Linked DNA regions of Homo sapiens: region 1 is linked to region 2. The links are chromatin contacts, found by Hi-C or POLR2A ChIA-PET in ENCODE. All regions are on one chromosome and are shown on one strand. The core of a region is the stretch at or near the end of the contact, and the rest is flanking DNA. Distances in the headings are between cores, read along the strand shown. Region 1 overlaps PPP1CC (protein phosphatase 1 catalytic subunit gamma). Region 2 overlaps RAD9B (RAD9 checkpoint clamp component B).

Region 1 (2,700 bases), core at 19-2,518, 200 kb before region 2:
AAAAAAAAAAAGCTTTGAAAATATCAGTTCAGTAAAGGGTTTCAAGTCAGAAAAGGTTTTGAATCTTTACCTTCACCTTCCTTTTGTGCTCATCATTGCTGCCAGGACGGGTTTCAGGTTTGGAGTGAAGAGGTGGTTAAGGAACTTCAGGTACTTGGCATTTGCTAATATGATTATAGGGATATCAGCAAAGGGTTGTCCCTGTGGCCCTCCCCTAGACCACATCGTAACCTAGAGTCTCCAGATGCAGTGTTTTTCCATCTCAATTCACATAGATATGTTGAGCTAGCACATTTGTTAGAAGTGCATCCTAGAAAGATTATATTCACAAACTGAGCCCTTCTACTACCACCCTTTCCCACAACTGGATGTTTGCTTGGTCTGTGACCTTGAGATCCAGCTGATAAGATGGGGTGGCAGGAATCATCAGGGACAAAAATTCTATGGGTTCTGGACTGACTGATAGCATTGAACTTGTACATGAAAGGTATTCAATATTAACAGTGATTCTGTGTCAGAGAAGTACCAGTAAGCCAGTTACTACTCCTTAGGTAGTGAAATGCAAGGCAGGTGTGATGGGTTTTTTTTGTTTGTTTTTGAGACAGAGCCTTAGGCTGGAGTGCAGAGGTGGGATCATAGCTTACTACCACCTGTAATTTCTGGGTTTAAGCAATCCTTTCACCTCAGCCTCCCTAAGTGCTGGGATTACAGTCATGAGCCACCACACCCAGCCAACACTGTGTTTTGGATACTTATTCCAAGTGTTACTCTTGAGTTTTTTGTTTTTTGTTTTTTTTTTTTTTTTTGAGACGGAGTCTCGCTCTGTCGCCCAGGCTGGAGTGCAGGGCGCGATCTCGCCTCACTGCAAGCTCCGCCTCCTGGGTTCACGCCATTCTCCTGCCTCAGCCTCCCGAGTAGCTGGGACTACAGGCGCCCGCCACTACGCCCGGCTAATTTTTTGTATTTTTAGTAGAGGCGGGGTTTCACTGTGTTAGCCAGGATGGTCTCGATCTCCTGACCTCATGATCCGCCCGCCTCTGCTTCCCAAAGTGCTGGGATTACAGGCGTGAGCCACCGTGCCTGGCCTGCTCTTGAGTTAAAGGATTCCTTTTACATAGCTGTTAGCCCAGCAAATACTTTTCATGTTTGCACTGATGAATTCAAATCCAGTTGACCTCATTTTTGTGACGTGTATCCTAATGTAATGATACTGGCTGCATCAGTTTCGGTTTCTACTTAATGCAGAGGCCTTTAAAAAATGACTTAGAAGATCAGTGTTGGTTGGTATCAGTTTCGACTCCTGTTTGGTCATCAACACAATTTGTAGATCTTATGCTCAAGCTTCCTCTCTCTCATCAGGCAGATATAATTTGCCATCCAGTCTACTTGTGGGCATGAAAGTGCCCTTGACATAGGTGGCTTTTGGTTGAAGGCTTGCAGACATTTAATATATATATAAAATACTTAACTAATTTTATTAAAATGAAAAGTTGTATTCAAATGTTGATTTTCATGGGACAATTTAAAAACCACTGCCTGTTTTCCAGGTACATAAGTACTTTATACTACCATTTCTTTTTTTTTTTTTTTTAACTTTGTAAATGTGATGGAAAGGCTGAGGTATATGTTGTTGGGTAAAACATGAGTGTTTGTTGATCTGTTTCTGCTGCCGTAGCTGTCTGATGTACAGTAATGCGAAACCGCATTACAGGTTATGGCTCAGAATCTTAGGATTTGGAAGCTAGGCGATTACCCTGGCTAAACCTTTCAGGAGCCAGATGTTCCTAGTGGTCTGAGGTAGCCTTAGGGAGGAAATGAAGAGAGAATAGAAAGAGGCAGGCCCACGCTTAAAGTGCTGAGAGGGAAAAGGAGGAAACAAACTGATTTTTGATGGAGAAGCCAGCAGGAATCAGCAGGAGAAGCTGGAGTATGTGGCATAACTAAAGAATCAAAGCCGGGGCGTGGTAGCTCACGCCTGTAATCCCAGCACTTTGGGAGGCCAAGGTGGGTGGATCACTTGAGGTCAGGAGTTCAACCTGATCACAAGAGGTCAGGAGGTCTGACCAACATGGGGAAAACCCATCTCTATTAAAAATACAAAAATTAGCTGTGGTGGTGCACACCTGTAGTCGCGGACACTCAGGAGATTGAGGCAGGAAAATCACTGGAACCTGGGAGACCATGGTTGCAGTGAGCCAAGATTGCGTCGCTTCATTCCCCCTAGGTGATGCAGTGAGACCCCACCTCAAAAAAAGTATCCAGAAGTGAAGCTGACCTTGGGGAAAGAGGAAGTCACTGTCACTGGGGAGCTAAGACAGCAGCTCTGTTTTTATAATACAGGTTAAGTATTCCTTACCGGGAATGCTTGGCACTAGAAGTGTTGCAGGTTTTTTGTTTTTGTTTTTAATTTTGGAATATTTGTGTTATAATTACTGGTTAAACATCCCTAATCCAAAAATCTGAAATCCAGAATGCTCCAGTGAGCATTTCCTTTGAGCATCATGTGAGTGCTCAAAAAGTTCCAAATTTTGGAGCATCTTGGATTAAGGATACTCATCCTGTGGTGGTAGTAGTAGTAGTATTGCTGTTGGAAATGGGAGTTGGTGGTTTTTGGAGATTGCCCTTCAGCCTTTCGTAAGAAGGAGTTTGCTTTTTTTTGAGACGGAGTTTCACTCTTGTTGCCCATGCTGGAGTGCAATG
Region 2 (2,872 bases), core at 283-2,782:
CTGCTTATGAAACAAAACATGAAGCAGGACATATTTGGATTCTATTTATTTAAAATTAAATTCTTTGCAAAATTGAACTTCTCAACTAAAACGTGTCCATGTCAGAATTTTAACTGTTAGCAGGTAGTTTGTGGCAAAGATGGCTAAATAATGAAGCAAATTAGAATCTGTGTGTATACTAATGAGCTGCTTTTTTTCTGTTGAGACTATCATTATTTGTCTTATTACCCAAGAGGCAATTACCTGAATTTGGATGTCTGAATTATAACTTATGCAGGAATAGTTCTGTAAATACATTTAAATAAACTGTAAAGATATTTAATAAATATAGTATTTATACTAATCTGTGTGCTTCTTTTGGTTTGAATAGTAACTAAATGAGACACCAGCCCTTGACATTGAGTTTGTTGGTCACTATCAGGTCCTCATTTCCAAGCCTCCTAGTCATTCTAGCACTGATTATATGCTGCTACTTTAACTGGCTCCAGCTGCTTCACTACATCAGTTTAGCTTCCTCAGAAATTCATCAAAATGGACGGACAATTAAATGTAAATTATAGAACTTTTTCCCAGCTGAGGCTTTGCACCTTCCGTATAGTATAGAGGGAAGCTACAAAAAAAATCTGCTGTACAGTCAGTCGTGTTGTTTAACAGAGATGTTCTGACAGATGCATCCTTAGCAATTTCATCATTGTGTACTGACACAAGCCTAGATGGTCTAGCCTACTACACATCTGGGCTATATGAATAGCCTGTTGCTCCTAGGCGACAAACCTGTATAACATGTTACTGTACTGAATACTGTAGGCAGTTGTAACACAACAGTAAGCATCTGTATATCTAAACATAGAAATGTTTCAGCAAAACTATGGTATGAAAGACAAAAAAATGGTACACCTGTATAGGGCAGCTCCATTATCTTATGGGACCACCACTGTCTGTGCAGTCCATCGTTGACCAAAACGTTGTTATGCAGCACATGACTGTATTTCAGCTTAGCACTCTGTATCCAAATTCTAAAATCCAAAGTGCCCAGCTAATTTTTGTAGAGATGGGATCTCACCATGTTGCCCAGGCTAGTCTTGAACTGCTGGGCTCAACTGATCCGCCCACCTGGGCCTCCCAAAGTGCTGGGATTACAGGCATGAGCCACTACACCCCGCCAGTATTAACTATAATAATAGTCCAATGCTGCATCCAGGCTATTACTGATGATGATGCCTTTAAGACCTAAACCCCTCTGCCTACTTCAATGAATGAACCAGAAATGTTATCCTCAGCAAAGAGACCTACAGAGTTACTTTTGTGTATAAAAGCTCCCTGTGTAGGCATCTGCATTTGTTAGAAATACCAGAAATTCAGTGTTAATCATCAGTGTAAGCATAAGATACATATATCTTCCCCTACCATGTGATGAAAGGACTTAGTTGAAATTATGTGGGCATTGCCAGTTACCACAAAAAGCTTGGTTAAGGCCCATTTTCATTCACTAAGGAACATCTTGGGATGAACTTGAGTTTTTATTAGGTTATTGTGGGTAGCTATGACTCATTACTAAGCTACAAGAGCCAAATTAATTCTGGTTTCAGTTAGAACTCTATTCACAGTTCTAAAGCATGCAAATCCACTCAGCCACCTTTATGAATTTCTCACAAAGTCTAAAGTACAACTGCTTGCCAGTTAACACTTCCTTACGGTTTGAAGGTTTCAGAAAGATGTAACAATAATATGTTACAAAAGTCTCGTTTGTCAGGTTATAATTGACTGTAAACAGGTTTGGGGGAGGGAGAGGCACACATCATAAGACATTACATAACAATGTTTTGTGCCAGATTTTTTAGTCCATTTGTGCAGGTAAAAAGCTAACTCTTAAAGGGCCAAAGAACAGAGACATTTGTCTTCCACCTTATTCCACTCCAAACTCAGGCTGTCTTGGCAGTGGAGGATACTGTTCTATGTCAGATAATACAGAAATATTTGGCATCACTTCCATTAAATTCTTTCCTGCAGCACACTGCAAAATAAAAAATCACATCTGAAAATCAGAACAATTTGAGGTTAGGAAATAAAATTTTACAATATGTAAAAACACTCCAGGTTGGGCGCAGTGGCTCAAGTCTGTAATCCCAGCACTTTGGGAGGCCGAGGTGGGCAGATCACTTGAGGCCAGGAGTTCAAGACCACCCTGGCCAACATGGCGAAACCCTGTCTCTACAAAATACCAGAAATTAGCCAGGCATGGTGGCACGCACCTGCAATCCCAGCTGCACGGGAGGCTGAGGCAGGAGAATCGCTTGGACCTGGGAGGCAGATGTTGCAGTGAGCAGAGATTGCACCACTGCACTTGAGCCTGAGTGACAAAGTGAGACTCCGTCTAAAAAAGCCAAGTGAAAGTGACTATATATTTTTACTCTTGATCTTTTTTCCAGGGTTTATTCTACTTAAAGTCTTAAAATATAAAAAACAATGCACAAAAAAGGCCATGGTATTACATGAGAAAACTAAAATCCAAATGTTTGCAATCAAATACAAAAGATACCTGACTACAAATCACAAAATTCCATTTCAAGCCATCTTGATGGCACTCTAAATGGCTGTTGAATAAAGTTTAAATACCTTTATAAAACTAGCAAAGATGTTAAAAGCTCTAGGGTGAACGTGCATTGAATTGAAGAACTCTAATGGGCTTTTTTCCTTCACAGAAAACTCTTCTGCCTCACAAGTAGCATAATGGATTTAAAGCAAGTTACATACACTTGACAAACAGCTATTTCTAGATATGGTTGTTGTACAAGATGATGTGGTTTAAAAGCCCATCCTCCATTAAAAGGAAGTCCTGGACAACCTCTTTTAGACACTAAACATGCAAACT

Evidence for each region. Hi-C counts contacts between places; a loop is a spot of excess contacts on that map. ChIA-PET counts read pairs that join two places held with the same protein, here RNA polymerase II (POLR2A). Pooled maps may share reads with other maps.
Region 1: a loop to region 2 is called in a pooled map, with 3 times the contacts of the local background. The contact joins two enhancer-like sites. A Hi-C loop is called at or near these places in 2 of 50 pooled maps. POLR2A ChIA-PET finds 5 or more read pairs at or near these places in 2 of 52 experiments (GM12878 and activated CD4-positive, alpha-beta T cell).

What each region holds. Positions count from the first base shown.
Region 1 is chr12:110,726,504-110,729,203 of GRCh38, reverse strand. The region is part of intron 3 of PPP1CC (protein phosphatase 1 catalytic subunit gamma); the gene reads left to right. Among named protein-coding and RNA genes, the nearest start is that of PPP1CC, 15 kb to the left of the region's middle. Within about 2 kb of position 1,268, at least 3 of the 41 ENCODE cell types and tissues checked have a DNase peak (open chromatin) inside an H3K27ac peak, as active enhancers do.
Region 2 is chr12:110,530,716-110,533,587 of GRCh38, reverse strand. RAD9B (RAD9 checkpoint clamp component B) reads right to left here. Exons shown (of 11, transcript NM_001286535.2): 11 at 32-2,872. It overlaps PPTC7 (protein phosphatase targeting COQ7), which reads left to right. Exons shown (of 6, transcript NM_139283.2): 6 at 1-343. Among named protein-coding and RNA genes, the nearest start is that of RAD9B, 30 kb to the right of the region's middle. Within about 2 kb of position 1,532, at least 3 of the 41 ENCODE cell types and tissues checked have a DNase peak (open chromatin) inside an H3K27ac peak, as active enhancers do.